Regions from separate parts of the Mus musculus genome. Here region 2 is linked to region 1. Evidence: chromatin loops called from intact Hi-C (ENCODE). Cell type or tissue: heart. All regions are shown on one strand. Links, peaks and the distances in the headings refer to the core of each region. The heading gives the core; the rest is flanking DNA. Region 1 overlaps Zfp985 (zinc finger protein 985). Region 2 has its middle 5.4 kb from the start of Zfp984.

Region 1 (8,758 bases), core at 1,700-6,699:
GTCTGAGGGAGAAAACATTCAGAGATATCTGGTTGGGTCCAGACTGAAAAGGACCATCGTGTGGGGGAGGGGAATTGAGGATGTGATGGAGGATAGAGGGGCAGGTCAAGAGATAACCAGCAGCCAAGAAAGCACCTATCCAACTATGAGTTCATTGATATGTTAACAGGTACCCCAGGTAGCCATTCTTCCTGAATTTCTTTGAATTTTTCCAAAGTTCAGCCCAGCATGCTGTGCAGTGATGCTTTCAGGAATAGATATTTTAATAAGTGGAAAATTTACTATGGATTTTTTTGTGTTTTTTTTGTTTTTTGTTTTTTGATTTTTTTCGAGACAGGGTTTCTCTGTGTAGCCCTGGCTGTCCTGGAACTCATTTTGTAGACCAAGCTGGCCTCGGATTCAGAAATCTGCCTGCCTCTGCCTCCCAAGTGCTGGGATTAAAGGAGTGTGCCACCACTGCCCATCTTTTACTATGGATTAAGACAAAATTAGACAGCATCTTTTGAATAATTTTGAACTCTTACTTACTGGATTACTGTCTGGATTCTGGATCAGAATAATTTTCTTCCAGTCTTCCCTCCTCCTCTTCTGTGTTGCTTGGAAAAAGACTGTATGTGTGTTAACTGTGTGACTGACTCTCACATCTTTAGGGTAAATGAAATACTCAGAGAAAAGTAGGTATTCTCTTGATATCTTCTCCTCATGTTTATCCTTTTCTCGGGTATTGACATCTTTCATTTTTGTTCCATGAACAGTTCCATGTTCATTCTAAACAATATTTACCCATTTTCAGGTCTCCATATGCTCAGTCAAATCTCCATAACTGTAAATCAACACTAAGAGCACTAGGAGGTTAAAGGTCAAGGAGACTCTCACAAAGGATCCAGATATGTTAGAGGTATTGAACAATGGGTGGAGTTGGGCTCACCTGTTAGTAGAAAGAGGACATGAATTTGATTTTGCCAGATTCTATTTCCTTAATGAATCTGGAAAAGAATAATATTAGATGTGATGATATGGATTTACCATGGAAGGCAGTGCTTTCAGCTGTCACTTGATGTCAATATTTAATTAATTTTGATCCTGGGAAATTGCTGCTGCCCATTGAAATCAAAGTTTCTTTTATCCAAATTGAAAGCAGCATCAGGCTATGGGTGTGACAAGGGCAATTTATACATAAAGCAGATGTCAGCAGTAGATTCCCTCCTAGGGCCTGTGACCTTCCTTACTGGATTTTTAGGCAGATTTTCACTGTAATCTATGGATTTTTTTTCCTGTGGAGCTTGAAACAGAAAACCTTCTGTTACCCACAGATATTCTCGCCAGTATCATAAAAATTTCCATGTCTTTTCTGGCAGATTCAGATTGCCGCAAGCGGGTTGCAAACCTGAGTATAGACATTGATAACTCTGCTTCCTGCCCCAATTTGCCTAGCAGTTTTTTTCACTATGGAAATTCCCACCAGGGTGTCTAAGATGTCTGTTGAGAGTGAATGGTCTGATATTTGGTGGTTTTCTCCAGAAGGTCTACTTGCTTTCTGAATCACCTATTCTATACACTCTAAATAATTTCCTGTCCTTGACCTGTGTTCTTAATTGATGTTCAGTATTGCATTAATCCCCATTAGAGTGGAATAATTATTTTTGACCTTCTCTGTACTGGTTGCATTAGTTTTGAGTCTGTTTGCCTTATTTCTGAGGTATGTTTCTTCCCTTCTATTCTTGAGAGCTTTCATACTGAGCAGTGTCTACATTTTACCACAGGGCTGTATAAGTAAGTTTCATTCTCCTATTGTCAGTGTAATTTGGGAGGATTCCTGCCTACATCTTTTAACCTAGACCTAGTCATGTAAGCTTCTACTCTCCATACAGTATTATCTAAGGCCTGATGTGTTTTCAGCCTCTGAACTTTGCTGCTGAATAAGCCCCTCCTCCCCCCACCTTCTTATTCCTTCTCAATGCTTACCTGGCTGATTCAATTCAATTTTTCCAGCTCAAACTCTTCTCTGAGCTGAGTTCTTCTCTCAGACACTGAATTGTTCCACTTGGCCTTAAATTTACTGTAGAAGTCTTTTCTCATCTTCTGGCTCCTTCTCTTTCTCCTGCTCATTCTGTCTTTACCTGTTCCTAGCATGTTCTCTCTTCAGTCTGATTCTGTAAAACTCTCAGAACCCAGATGCAGTGTCCTAGTACATCCAGCTCTGGTCTAGTCTGGCAGCAACATTGTGGGGAAGCTGTGCAGAGTAGGTCCAGAGAAGTTGTGTGAAAGGCAGCCTGCAACAGAGTTGGACGAGTGGTTCCTGCTGGGGAGGGTGGGCTTCATGCATGATTAGTTAAGTTTAAGAAAAAGACAAAATAAAAACGAAGAATCAACCAATCAATCAATGAATTCAGTAAGCAAGCAAGCAAAAATCCAAAACAATAAAAATTGCTGTGAAGAATTGGGAAGCTAATTAATTAAAAGGTCCTAAAGTAGATGGTCTTAGAAGAATTGCAGGAAGCTGCTCAATATTGGGCAGGTTCAGAAGGAGGGGCTCTGAGGAACCAGGCAGAAATGACAGGATGTTTCTCCTTTTCATCATTCTCCTTGTACCTTGGCTGCCTCGTGGTCAGGAAGTTCTGGAGGAAGACTAGTGTCTAGTATTTGCAGAACCTGAAAACTTCCTTGCTGGCCTCCTAGGACATTGAGCAGCTGGTCCTGTAACCTTCCAGGTCAGAGGAGCTGTTGGGCTGGGAAATGGGCAGGAGCAGGGCAGGCTTGTGGAGCAGGGGTGCATTTTCTGTAGCTACTCTCACAATTCTGTTGTGGATATCTTACCATTGTCAGGAAGTTTGAGATCCTGTGACTTGGGTTCATGGTGATGTTTTAATCAATTTTATGGTTGCCAGAATATTTTTCTAAAGTATCCTTGTAGATCCTTGGCTGAATCTGGAATTTGTATACCGGGAGGTTTGTCTTTGCAAAAGCCTTTATAATCTCCTGTAAATCAAATTCGTTCATGCTTTCTTAACTCCCCTGTTCCTCCATTAACCATTTCATGTCCCTTTCTCCAGGGAACTGAGTAGGCATCCTGAGAGAGCTTTGTAGATATTTGTCATATGGGGGATCGGTGGAGATTTCATTGAATTGGAAAATTTACGTTATAAAGCACCATAATATGGCTGTAAATATTAACATTAACCTAACAAAGTTATAGTCTCCATTAGTTTCACACTGAGGTATATGCAGTCTTTGATGTAAATACAGCATTCAGAGATGCGTCTTCATAGTCTTAGTTATTAATGTTACCCCTTAGGTTTCATTGAAACATGAAGACAGGATTGCAGCAATGTACAATAGAGGAGAAGATATATAGTAGGTTCTGTTAACCCTGAGTGTTGTCAGAGAAAAACAATTCTACAATGTTGGAAAGCTTTTTAAAATATTACATCTTGACCAAGAGATGGACTTTGATCACTTCCTACTGCCAGTTTTATAAGCCCTTGTCGTTTTCTGTGAGGCTTTATTATTTTCCTAAGTCATGCAACCTGCAGAGCTGCAAGAAGATACCTGGTTCTTGGGCTGGTGGTGGGGTTAATTTTTGGCATTTCAGCAGGAGGGAGAAAGCATTCAGAGTTAACTCTTTGGGTCCAGACTGAACCAGTTCATCAGGTGGGGTGAAGGGAATTGAAGATGAGAAGGAGAATAGAGGTCAGGCCAAGAGTTAACCAGGAGTCAAGAAAGCACCATCCCAATCCCTGTCTTCATTGATATGTTAATAGTTACCCCAGTTAGCCTTTCCTCCTGAATTCTTGAATCCTTCAAAGTTCAGCCCAGCATGCCATGAGAGGATGACTCTAGGCCAAGCTATTTTTATAAATAGAAAACTTACTATGGATTAGGACAAAATTAAACAGCACCTTTGAAATAATTATAATTGCTCACTTTCTTAAGAAAAATGACTCCTTGTTTCATGAAAAGCACTTTGCCCCCACACAGTCATGGTTTGTTGAGTGCTGCACTGTGGAGGTCTTGCAGGTGTGGTAATGCTTAGACCCTGCATTCAGGGCTTTCTTCAGCGATCTCTTGTTGGACAAGTTCAACGGTTTGGATCCTGCATGTCACAATAGGTTTCTTACATTCTTTTTTGTTCCTCAGTGATTCTGGGAAAAGGACTCTGTGTGTTAACTGTGTGACTGACTCTAGGGTAAACTGAAATCCTCAGGGTAAAAAGAGACATTCTCATGACATCTTCTCTTTCCTTCATGTTTATCCTTTCACCTGGTGTTGGCATCTTTCATTTTTGTCACATGAAAAGGTCCAGGTTCTTTTTGAATGACATTTTCCCATTTTCAGGTCTCCATTTTCTCAGCCAAATCTGCATAAATATAAATCTAAGAGCCCTAGATGGTAAAGGCCAAGGAGACTCTATTGAAGGATCCACATGTGTTAGAGGCTTTGAACAAGGGGTGGGGTGGGGCTCACCAGTACAAAGAGGACATGAATTTGTTTTTGCCACCTTCTATTTCATTAATGATTCTGAAAGATTTCACTAAGAATATTAGATGTGATGATATGGATTTCCCATGGTAGACAGTGCTGTCAGCTGTCACTTCATGTCAATATTTAATTAATTTTGATGCTGGGAAATTGCTGTTGCCCATTGAAATCAAAGTTTCTTTTACCCAGACTGAAATCAGCATCAGCTAATGTGTTTGAAAAGGGCCATTTACACATGAAGCAAATGTCAGTCTTGGATTCCCTCCCAGGGCCTGTGACCTTCTTTATTGGATTTTAGCCAGATTCTCTGTTTAGTCTATGTATGTTTTTCCTGAGGAGCCGGCCTCAGCTTGAACAGGAAAGCCTTTTGTTACCCACAGATAGTCTTGCCACTATGATATTAGAGGCCAAGCCTTGCCTGGTAAATTGAGATTGTAGCACACAGGATACAAATCAGGGTATGACCATTGATAACTCTGCCTCCTGCCCCAGTTTGAATAGCAGTTTCTGGACTCTGAATGCTACAATCAGAGAGTCCATCCACAATATTTGTTGACAGAGTGGATGGTCTGATCTGAGTTGTTCTTCTCCAGAAGATGCACTTGCTTTCTGAATCACGTCTTCGGTCCAGTCTACACGAGTTTAAGTCCTTGAATTGTGTTCACACTGGTGCAGTTTGTTTAATTTGGCCTTATTATATTGTGGATACCAACAAGAGCTTCCTTACAGGAGGCTGATATAGGTGTCTCCAGAGAGGCTCTATTAGTGCCTGACAAATACAAAAGTGCTCACAGTCATCCATTGGACAGTGCACAGGGTCCCCAATGAAAGAGCTAGAGAAATTACCCAAGGAGCTGAACGGGATTACAGCCCCATAGTAGGAACAAATATATGAACTAACCAGTATCCCTAGAGCTCCTTGAGACTAAACCACCAACCAAAGAAAAGACATGGTGGGACTCATGGCTCTACCTACCTATGTAGCTGATGATGGCCTAGTCGGTCATCAATGGGAGGAAAGGCCCTTGGTCCTGTGAAAGTTCTATGCCAGAGTAAAGGGGAACACCAGGGCCATGAAGCTGGAGAGGGTGCGTTGGTTGGGGGGGGGCACAATAATACAGGGGATTTTTGGAGAGGAAACTAGGAAAGTGGTTAACATTTGAAATGTAAATGAAGAAAATATCACAAAATGAAATAAAAAGATGGAATAATCACTTCTCTGGACAGTTTGGTTTAGTGTCAAGTCTCTTTCCATTTGTTTTCTGAGGTGTGTTTCTTCTCTCCTTACATTCTAGAAAGCTTTTATAGTGAGTGGTATTAGATTTTGCACAGGACTGTAAAACTAACCTTTATTCTCCTATTATAATTATTGTCTGGGAGGCTGACTGCCTCTGTCTAATTACCATGGCCTAGTCCTGTAAGCCTCTAGCCTCTAAATAATGTTATTTAGTCCTAGAGTGTTTTCAGCCTCTGAGATTTCCTGCTGATTAAGCTCCCTCTTTCTTGTTTGTTCCTTTCAACTCCTTTTTTAAAAAAAAAATATTATTTTCTTTTTTCCTGACAGGGTTTCTCTGTGTAGAGTCCTGGCTGCCCTGGAACTCACTTTGAAGACCAGGTTGGCCTCGAACTCAGAAAAGTGCTGGGATTAAAGGCATGCACCACCACTGCCCAGCCTCATTTCAACTCTTAACTGGATGGTTCAACTCAGCTGTTCAGGCTCAAACTACTCTCCCAGCTGACTCATTCAGCCTGGCTCTCAGACACTGAATTGCTCTGCTTGGCCTTAAATTAACTGTAGCAATCTTTTTTTTAAATCTTCTGACTCCTTGTCTTTCTCCTGCTCATTCTGTCTTTGCCCGTGCCTAGCATGTTCCCTCTTCAATCTGACTCTGTAAAACTCTCCCAGTAAAACTGTGTCCTTCTCCCTCTCTGTGGCTCTACTCTCTCAAGTGTACTGTACTGCTTCCCATGCACTCTACTGTATTCCTTTACCATTCTCTTCTTCCTGTACTGTCTTTTTCTCCCTTAAGTAGCTTCCCCTTCCTCTCTCACCTCAGGAGTGTTGGGCATATCCTGTTCTCTAAGATCTTTCTCTGATATTTCACATTTTCTGCCATTCAATTAGACAACACTTTCAAACATGTGCACCTCCTTCTACTTAGTAAATGTACTTTCGTTGTTTGGGATTAAAGCAAATCCTAAAGGCTTGCTTGTATTCAATCACAGTGATTAAAGTTGTGCGCCTTGTTCTTGAACAAGGTGCTTGAACCACACCCTAAGTCAGAACAGGCTTTAATATCCCTACACAATAGTTTAGTTTGGCAGAATTTCTTTCTGAACTGTAAACCAAGATTCACAAATAATAGTCTTCATTATGTAGATAGCTGTGCTATCTATTCTGACTTCTACCAAGAGTTTTATTGTGAACTTCTTTGATGATTGGTCAATGAAAATCTTTTTTTGCGAGACTGTATTCCTTAGCATTTGCAATCCAGAAGGTTTGCGGGCATTGTGAGTGGCAAAAATATGATTCATATTGTCTCCATTTCTTGTATGGGAGAGAGCTTTACTATGTAGTACATGAGGAATATTTCCTAGTGTTCTTATATTCATTCATTCTTACAAAAAAATGTTTTATTTCCGAAGTTCTCATGAAAATTTTATGTCTTATTCTTTTGTGCATATTTTCATTAGATTATTTTCTATGTAGGTTTTTGAGTAAAAAGGTGTCTAATCTTATATATATATACTATTTTCAAGTATGTGTTTTACACTGTCAATACTTGTAGCCACTTTTCTGAATTTAACATTACAGTTGCCAGTTATTTTCTCTCAGGGCTTGAAAAATATGATTCCATGCTCTCCTGATTTTAAACTATGTATAAATATTTAGTACTACTGTATGCTAATATAATATCACCTCTTTTGATGGTAAGGGCTAGGACAAGACAGCTGGAAAGAGATAAACATTGTTACAGCACTTAGATGTGACAATAGGCAGATACACCAGAGAGTACAGGAATCCAATTTCTGAGAGACTTTCCTAGGGAATGCTAGGCTAGAATGCTATGTTGTTCTAGTTCTCAAGAGTCCCAATGTTTTCACACTGCATGTTGCTCTTTGAGTTTATATACTTTAAAACAGATGTGATGAAACAAGTGATAGTAAACTTTGACTGGAAGGCTCAAGCGTGTGGAATTGTGTCTATTCAGAATCAGGTGTGTATTTAAGGTAATGTCAGTTGCAAGATTTAAAGTCGAAGCCCTAGTGTTCATATTGACTTCATGGTGGAAGTAGGTAAACCCATGGGTTATTCTTCCCATTCTAGAATGAGCTCTTGTTCAGTCTCCATGAAATGGAAGATGTGCTTTTCTTGTTATACAATTAGACAAAACAATTCCAGGACACGCATTCATTTTATGTATTTCTTACTTTTGAATTTAAAGTACAACATCTGTCACTGGAGCAGGAACTTATGGTCTGTTGCTGGTAGAAATGACAGCAATACTCAGCCTGTATTTCACAGGTAAGAATCACAAAGTGACATAATTTGAAAAATTACTCATTACTCCCTGAAAATTCATGTATTCCTATGCCCATTTTTTTATTACACACTTGATGCTGTCTGTCTACAAATGCCCAGGACATCAAGTTTTACATATTGTAAATTTATGACAGCAATGTATTTTTCCCTACATCTCCAGTTTCTGTTTTACAGAAATTCCTGTTGTATGTAAATTTTCCATCACATGAATTAGGGATTATATTTATTTCATGCATATTACAATTGTTAGAATATTCACAGAGAAACATTCTGGTAGAGGATTTGCATTATCTGGTTTCTTTGGCATTGCAGATATTACAAAGTTCCTAGAGTTTAATATGTGCTATCTAAATCTCCTAGTGTTTGTGTTTTCAGGTGAATGGTCTTCACACATGAAGTTTCCCAAAGTGATTACACAGGTACCATCTCTTCTTTCCCTGTCTCATCCCTGTTATTCATGTTTTCATCCTATCTTTGTGTTTCATGTATGTTCTAAGGAAGGTTTTGGATGGGTATCCATGTTGTCATATATTCATAATTCCATGTTCCATGGTAAATGACAGCATGGGTTTCAATAACTCCACTTCCTCCTTCCTTTACAGTGTTGCCTTTACCCCACGGCTAGTTTTTTATTCAGCTTCTCTGAATTGGTAGTTTCCCTTTACAATTCATGTTTGTCTGACTTAGGCTGAAAGCACCAACAATTTAAATGTATTTCCATATTTCTACATATAG
Region 2 (8,758 bases), core at 1,670-6,669, 260 kb after region 1:
GTGAGACAATAAAGAGAAACTCCTTTGGAAAACTGTCTTGATCTTTGTCAAAAAAAAAAAAGTAAGGAAAGGAAGTAAGGAAGTAAGAAGGAAAGAAAGAAAGAAAGAAAGAAAGAAAGAAAGAAAGAAAGAAAGAAAGAAAGAAAAGAAAGAAAGAAAGGATGAAAGAAAGAAAACTTGAACAAAATTACAATACATACTGCACTGTTTGTTGATAAATGGTTTCCTGATTGTTCCCTGTAACACTCTATGACACCCATGCATATCAGTATAAGCTGGGGAAAGGAGACTCGAGATTTACCCAAGTCTCATTAGACTCTTGCTAGGAAGTCAACTCTTTTCATGATTGTAATGAGTTCCAGGATTCTCATTGACCTCTGAGGTTCAAAACCTGTTGTGATGATTATGAGAGGTTAAAATGGATTCTAGCTCAGCATGGCGGTGAGAGCTCAGAAGCACAAGCCCAGACCTGGGGTTCTGTCTTTAAATAGGGTTCTATGCCTATGGACACCTTTCAGATGGCAGGGCTACTTGTTTCCCATTGTGTTGAGTTTTAGTTTTCCCCATATTGTACTTATGCAAAAAAAAAAGTCACAAGTTAATTGATTCTTCATATGTGAGTAGATTAAACATACTGGTGATTAATAATGCATCTGAGTTAAGGAAAGAAATAAAAGCCTTTTCCTCAGAGCATTTAACTAAGTGTGAGTCCAAAGTTGAATTCTCTACTTCATTTTCCCTGTGTCTTCCACCCTCTGTGTGTCTGTTCAGTTAGTTTAAATCTGTAACTTCCTGAAGGCTGCTTGTATAGCTCTCCCTTTCTGTCTGCCTTTTGTCTCCATGTTGGTGTCTATCTGTGTAATCTGTTGTCTATTTGTATCTCTCTGACTGACCTTGAGAGAGAGCTTTGGAGTGCTTCTAGAACATCAAGGGAACCATCACATGGGGAAAGAATGGGATAGTGAACAGTAATCTTTTATAAAGGATTAGGTAACTGGCTCCAAGTGGTCAAGTGGACAACAAACATTTATAAATATGACTTTTATCAAAAAATACCCATAACTGTATATGCATTTTTGAACTATGCTTTAAGCCTCTGCATTTCATGCTTTCATCAAGTGACACTCATGCAGTTTCTGAGCAGGACTTGAAAAAGTACATAAATTGCCATTGTATCTATGCATCAAGTTAGGTTTTAAAAGTTGATATCAAGAGAAGTCCAAGGAAAATAATGTGAGTTTTTACATTGTTCTTTGAAAAGTGTGCTAAACCCTCAGTAGGATCACAGCTTTAAAACTTAAATTTCTTCAAGTTGCCTTAATTCTGGTTGTGAGGTCCAGGAAAATTCCCCATTTATTAGAAGTTAAGATGTTTTATATAATACATTGTCACAGTTATGGTTCTGCCAATGCATAGGAAAGCACCATGGAGCAAGACTCCATGGAGTTATAATGGGTGTAGTCTTAGTAAGATGTTCGCAAAAAAAAAAAAAAAAAAAAAAAATTTAAAGTACCAGCTTATAAGTGTATGAATGTGTTTCAAATGAAGTTCTGAATTCTGAAAGAGATGGAATTTCAGTTGATCTTGTCTTTTCCACTGTGTTACATCAAGAAAGTTGCTAGCCAAAGTGGTTTCATAAAAATACCCAAAGAATGCAGACCACTGACAACAAAAGGGGTTGCTTTTAACAAACTGACAATAAGTCTTCATTGCTAAAGACAGGGCTGACACAAAACACTGTATATGAAAAGGTCAAACTGGTGCGTGCAAGAACATTGACTCTTATGTTCCAGTGTCCTCCTTATGGAAGGTGCTTTGAAAGGTACACAAAGTAAAATATATACCAGAACCAACCAAAAAGACGTTGATCTATAATTTTTCCTTCCCCCAAAATATGCTTAGGGCAATGATGTCATGAATTTACTGGGAATAACCAATCAATGTCTAATTTGACTTAAATACCAAAAGCACTCTGGTTAAATGTTATATATCTATATACACAAGTGTGTGTGGACAGGAGTATACTGGGAGTGTTTGTGGACACACCAGTGTTATAAATAATGAAAAGGAGGTTTCTATATAGTGTAAAGCATAAAACTTTCATTGGAGCAGTCTCCCAGCTATCATTTAGAATTAAGACAATTCAAGCCTATGACCTCATACATAGATACATCTTAACGTCTCTCCTGCTCCGTTCTCATCTATCTGTTATCTTCTCTGTCTCCCACTAAATCTCCATCTGCATTCTCCTCTCTACATCTTTTTTAATATCCAGAAATTCCACCCTCCAATTCTTGTCCCAGGAATTGGATGTCAGGGTTTTTTTTTTGTTTTTGTTTTATTAGGTATTTATTTCATTTACATTTCCAATGCTATCCCAAAAGTCCCCCACATGCTCCCCCACCCACTCCCCCACCCACCCACTCCCACTTCTTGGCCCTGGCATTCCCCTGTACTGAGGCATATAAAGTTTGCAGGACCAATGGGCCTCTCTTTCCACTGATAGCCGACTAGGCCATCTTCTGATACACATGCAGCAGCACATTGGATTCCCAGGGAAGGTCAGGGGCCCTGGACAGCAACTGCATGGGAGGTTGTTACCTGGCAGACACAGTGAGCTGATTGGGGCATCTAAGCTTGAAAGGACATTTCTGTGCTCAGTCCCCTCACATCCCATGAGTTCACACAGGACATGGGGCAGTCAGACCAGATCTCCCGACTGCTTGTGCTGCAGGCTGCCTGACATCAGCACACAAGCACGTGCTCCCAGCTGCAACCCAAACAAAAGACAGAGAGCTAGCTCAGAAGGACAGAAGCTGCGGGTCTTTCTACAGTCAGCCACTTCCTGTGAATAAAAGAGTCGGATAGAGCTGTCTCCTAAGAGGCTCTGCCAGAGTCTGACAAAGACAGAGGCAGATGCTCACAGCCAACCATTGGACTGAACATGGGGTCCCCAGTGGAGGAGTTAGAGAAAGGATTGTAGGAGATGAAGCAGTTGCAACCCCATAGGAAGAACAACAATATCAACCAACCAGACTCCCCAGAGTTCCCAGGGACTAAACCACCTACCAAGGAGTACACATGGAGGGACCCATGGCTCCAGCCGCATATGTAACAGAGGATGGACTTGTCAGGCATCAATGGGAGAAGCCCTTGGTCCTGAGAAGGCTCGATGCCTCACTATAAGGGAATAGGAGGGCAGGGAGATAAGAGCGGGTGGGTGGGGGAACGCCCTCATAGAAGCAGGGGGAATGGGGATGGGATAGGGGCTTTCAAGGGTGGGAGGGGAAAAAACCGGGAAAGGGGATAACACTTGAAATGTAAAGAAAATATTCAATAAAAAATAAATATCTATTATCAGAAGAGGGAATTTAAAAAACATGTTCTATAAACACAATAGAATCTTTTTGAGCCTTAAAAGGGGGGAGGGAGTCTTATCATTTGAGACAACATGGCCAAAGCAGAAGGACATTTTGCTCAGTGAAATAAGACAGGCCTAAAAAGACACGTTACCATGGTCTCACTTGCATGTAAGAGCTAACAAAAAGTTGACGTTGAGAGGCTGAGAATGGTGATAAGAAACACTAATCCTCTCTTCATTTTAAAAAAAAGGGGGGGGGGGCTGGTGAGATGGCTCAGCGGTTAAGAGCACTGACTGCTCTTCCAAAGGTCATGAGTTCAAATCCCAGCAACCATATGGTGGCTCACAACCATCTGTAACAAGATCTGAAGCCCTTTCTGGAGTGTCTGAAGTCAGCTACAGTGTACTTACATATAATAAATAAAGAAAAGAAAAAGAAAAGAAAATTACCCATTCTTAAAAAAAAAAAAAAATACTGAAAACTCAGTAGGAAAAACAAGACAGATTTCTGTTCAGCTCCTCAGAGGCTAAGGCAGAAAGCTGTAGCAGTATAAAAAAAAAACCAAAACCAAAACCAAAACAAAACAAAACAACAACAAAAAAAAAGAGGACTGCAGTGTCCTAAACTGAACAGCAGATGGAGACAAATGTACAAAGGGTTCCAAATTAGGCAATAAAAATCATACATTAGGGGCTGGAGAGATGGCTCAGTTGTTAGGAGCACTGACTGCTCTTCTGAAGGTTCTGAGTTCAAATCCCAGAAACCACATGTATGTAGTTTTGATACTTAAAGATGAGAAACACAGTAAATACAGGGCCCTAGATTTAAAAATTACGTGCCTTAGAAAAGAGATTAGAGGAAGCACTGGAGAAGTTCAGATATGAGACTGAGCAACAGATAGATAAACTTGAGACTGGCAACACGGCTTAGAGGAAACACTGGAGCTGAAGGTTCAGGATTTTATAGGTCAAAATAAGCAACAGAAAGAGGAGAATGAAGGCTGGAGACAGGAGCTGGAAAAGATTCTAGAAAAAAAAGGGGAATCAACAATTCACAGATCAGACTGAACAGCAAACAGATAGAGATAAAATTTGGAAGCAAACTCTAGAGGATAATTTACTAAAGCCAATAAATCAAAATAAGGCAGATGCTGCAATATCAGAATTACAACATAAAGAGAAGCTAAAATTATGGAAGCAAGAACATAAGATACAGGAATTTATAGAGCAGCATGAACAATAGAAAGAAAAATTTAAGACTTGCCAACGTGGCCTAGAAGAAACACTAGAATTGAAGACTCAGGAAATGATAGTTCAGAGTAAGAGATAGAAAGATGAAAATGAGGACAGGAGACAGGAGGTGGAAAAGGTGCTGGAATAAGAGATTCAACAGTTCACAGATCAGACTGAACAGCAAAGAGAAAATACAACCTTTTACAATTAATCAATCAAAATAAAATGGAGAACAGAATATCAGAATTACAATATAAAGAAAAAAAAATTTTTGTTTTGTTTTTTGTTTTTCAAGACAGGGTTTCTCTGTATAGCCCTGGCTGTCCTGGAACTCACTCTGTAGACCAGGCTGGCCTCAAACTCAGAAATCAGCCTGCCTCTGCCTCCCGAGTGCTGGGATTAAAGGCGTGTGCCACCATGCCCAGCTATAAAGAAAAATTCTAATGTGGAGGCAGAACCTTGAACAGAGAATACAGGAACTCAAGAATCAGGAGTAGCAACAAAAGGAGATAGATGAAGCATGGTCACAGACCTGAAGGGAGGAGTTTAAATTTTTAATTAAGGAAAATGTTCAGGTAGAGACAGAAGATAAAGAACGCTAATAAGCCGGGCGAATTTCTGAGTTCGAGGCCAGCCTGGTCTACAGAGTGAATTCCAGGACAGCCGAGACTACACAGAGAAACCCTGTCTTGAAACACCCCCCCCAAAAAAAGATGGTATTCTATTAATTATCTAGGATATAGAATAAATCTGCAGGGCTGGTGAGATGGCTCAGTGGGTAAGAGCACCCGACTGCTCTTCCGAAGGTCCAGAGTTCAAATCCCAGCAACCACATGGTGGCTCACAACCATCCGTAAGAAAATCTGACTCCCTCTTCTGGTGTGTCTGAAGACAGCTACAGTGTACTTACATATAATAATAAATAAATCTTAAAAAAAAAAAAAAAAATTAAAAAAAAAATTAAAAAAAAAAAAAAAAAGAATAAATCTGCAAAGGTTAGGCTACAAAAGGTGGAAATCAGGTGAAACCAATTAAGGACTCTACAATTTTCAGAAGTTACCAGGAGATATTAACTGGCTGTGACCTCCGATTGGCTTGGCGACTCAAGAGCTAAGCAATATACTTCAAACCTTACGGGGTGATAAAGTTTAAATAGCCTGAGAAAGATTATCAGCCTAGACTGTAGAGTTATTTCTGGTAGAAAGGAAATTGCAGGATATACAACTGGATCATACTGATCCAAAGATGGCCTGCATCTTAGTTACCTTACCTTCTACTCATTCCCCTACAGGAATTCTCATGCAGAGGAAGATTCCATATTAGAATGGATATTTGCCAGGCAGTGGTGGCGCACGCCTTTAATCGGCAGAGGCAGGGGCAGGGGCAGGGGCAGAGAGGCAGAGAGGCAGAGAGGCAGAGAGGCGCAGAGAGGCGCAGAGAGGGGCAGAGAGGGGCAGAGAGGGGCAGAGAGGGACAGAGAGGGGCCGAGAGAGGCAGAGGCAGGCGGATTTCTGAGTTTTGAGGCCAGCCTGGTCTACAAAAGTGAGTTCCAGGACAGCCAGGGCTACACAGAGAAACCCTGTTTCAAAAAAAAAAAAAAAAAAAAAAAAAAAAAAAAAAACAGACAAAGGAGCTAAAACCATCTAGTGGAAAAAAGACAGCATTTCCAACAAATGGTGCTGGTTCAACTGGTGGTCAGCATGTAGAGGAATGCAAATCAACCCATTCTTATCTCCTTGTACAAAGCTCAAGTCCAAGTGAATCAAGGACCTCCACATGAAACCAGATACACTGAATCTAATAGAAGAGAAAGTGGGGAAGAGCCTTGAATTCATGGGCACAGGGGAACATTTCCTGAACAGAACACCAATGGTTTATGCTCTAAGATCCACAATAGACAAATGGGACCTCATAAAACTGCAAAGCTTCTGTAAGGCAAAGGACACTGTCAATAGGACAAAACTGTCAATAGGAACCAACAGATTGGGAAAAGATCTTCACCAATCCTACATCTGATAGAGGACTAATATCCAATCTACACAAAGAACTCAAGAAATTAAGACTCCAGTGAACCAAATAACTCTATTAAAAAATGGGGCACAGAACTAAACAAAGAATTCTCAACTGAGGAATATCTAATGGCTGAGAAGCACCTAAAGAAATGTTCAACATCCTTAGTCATCAGAGAAATGAAAATCAAAATGACCCTGAGATTCCACCTCACACCAGTCAGAATGGTTAATATAAAAAACTCAGGTGACAGCAGATGCTGGAGAGGATGGTGAAAAAGAGGAGCACTCATCCATTGCTGGTGGAATTGCAAGCTTGTACAACCACTCTGGAAATCAGTCTGGTGGTTTCTTAGAAAATTAGAATGAGGACCCAGTTATACCACTCCTGGGCATATACCAAAAGATGCTCCAACATATAACAAGGACACATGCTCTACTATGTTCATAGCAGCCTTATTTAGAATAGCCAAAAGCTGGAAAGAACCCAGATGTCCTTCAACAGAGGAATGGATACAGAAAATGTGGTACATTTACACAATGGAGTACTACTCAGCTATTAAAAACGATGAATTCATGAAGTTCTTAGGCAAATGGATGGAACTAGAAAATATCATCCTGATTGAGGTAACCCAGACACAAAAGAAAACACATGGTATGCACTCACTGATAAGTGGATATTAGCCCAGAAGCTTGGAGTACCCAAGATACAATTCACAGACCATATGAAGCTCAAGAAGAAGGAAGACCACAGTGTGGATCCTTCAGTTCTTCTTAAAAGGCAGAACAAAATACTCACAGGAGGAAATACGGGGACAACGTGTGGAACAGAGACTGAAGGAAAGGCCATCCAGAGACTGCCCCACCCGGGGATGCATCCCACATACAGACACCAAACCCACATATTATTGCAGATGCCAAGAAGTGCTTGCTGACAGGAGCCTGATATAGCTGCCTTCTGAGAGGCTCCAACACTCTCTGACAAATACAGAGGTGGTTGCTCACAGTCAACCACTAGACTGAACACAGGGACCCCAATGGAGGAGTTAAAGAAAGGACTGAAGGAGCTGAAAGGATTTGCATCCCCATAAGAACAACAACAACATCAACCAACCAGCCCTCCCCCTGCCCCAGAGCTCCCAGGGACTAAACCACGAGCCAGAGTACACATGAAGGGACAGCCGCATATGTGGCAGAGGATGGCCTTTTCTGGCATCAGTGGGAGGAGAGGCCCTTGGTCCTGTGAAGACTTGATGCCTCAGTGTAAGGGAATGCCAGGGTGGTGAAGTGGGAGTGGGTGGGTGGGTGGGGGAGCACCCTCATAGAAGCAGGGGGTGGGGTGGGAGAGGGAGTTTATGGAGAAGAAACTGGAAAGGAGATAACATTTGAAATGTTGCTACATCCACTCCAGTAGTGACACACATGACAGGCCAAAAGCCTGGATGCAGTCCTGAGGCGAAGAGTTTCCGAGAAACTTAGTCTCCTGGAACTGTGGCATTCCATAGCAGGTATGCTCCAATTTTGCGAATGGATCTGTGTGCTTCCTTTCAGTATTGTTTTAGTATAAATGCCTCCAAGCAATGACTTGCCAAATACCTAAGCAAAATCGAACTTTGCTTCCTGGCCTTCACCAATGCCCTAGGTAGTCCTTGAGCTGACCCTGGGCTTGGAATTCAGTAAGAATGTTGCCTATTCAGTGACATTCAGAATTGCCTCTAGTATTGTAAGAGAGCTAGTGAAAGAAATCAGGCATTACTATCTACTGCATAGAGTTAGAAATCTCAGGGCAAGCTTAGCAATGTAAGTTTAGAATTCTTATTATAGTTATGTATGGCACACTACAATTACTTATTAGTAGAAAGTCCCCCCACACTATCACTTAGAATAAAAGCTTAGTCGCTCCCATTTACAGGAATTTACAATGGTTTAGGAAGTAGATCAGGCTGTGGTTTTAGAGTATTGCATTATTCATGAGGTTAGCTAGAGCGGAACTCCTTAATTAGAACCATGACTTGGGTGTGAAAGCCCTTGCCCTAGGAGTGTAAAGACCTCACACCTGGCTTCTAAGAATATGGCTGACCTTAGATAGAGCTGACTTTGTCTCCGTTGTTTTATTGCTGGTTCCTGCCAGTCTTTGTGTTTACATTCCTCTCTG

The links. Peaks named below come from ENCODE experiments on the same cell type or tissue, not always from the same donor. Only the 100,000 strongest peaks of a DNase experiment are listed, where the experiment ranks them.
Region 2: it touches region 1 in a loop (5-fold over the local background); 8 of 42 quality-filtered maps call a loop at or near these places.

What each region holds. Positions count from the first base shown.
Region 1 is chr4:147,554,517-147,563,274 of GRCm38, forward strand. It overlaps Zfp985 (zinc finger protein 985), which reads left to right. Exons shown (of 6, transcript NM_001014397.4): 2 at 7,926-8,005; 3 at 8,399-8,442. Among named protein-coding and RNA genes, the nearest start is that of Zfp985, 5.6 kb to the left of the region's middle. In heart, for the core only: no CTCF peak of the experiment used is centred there; DNase peaks (open chromatin) are centred at 2,615 and 4,805.
Region 2 is chr4:147,810,763-147,819,520 of GRCm38, forward strand. It overlaps a transcript of Zfp984 not described here. Among named protein-coding and RNA genes, the nearest start is that of Zfp984, 5.4 kb to the left of the region's middle. In heart, for the core only: a CTCF peak has its summit at 4,000 (motif pointing right); no DNase peak of the experiment used is centred there.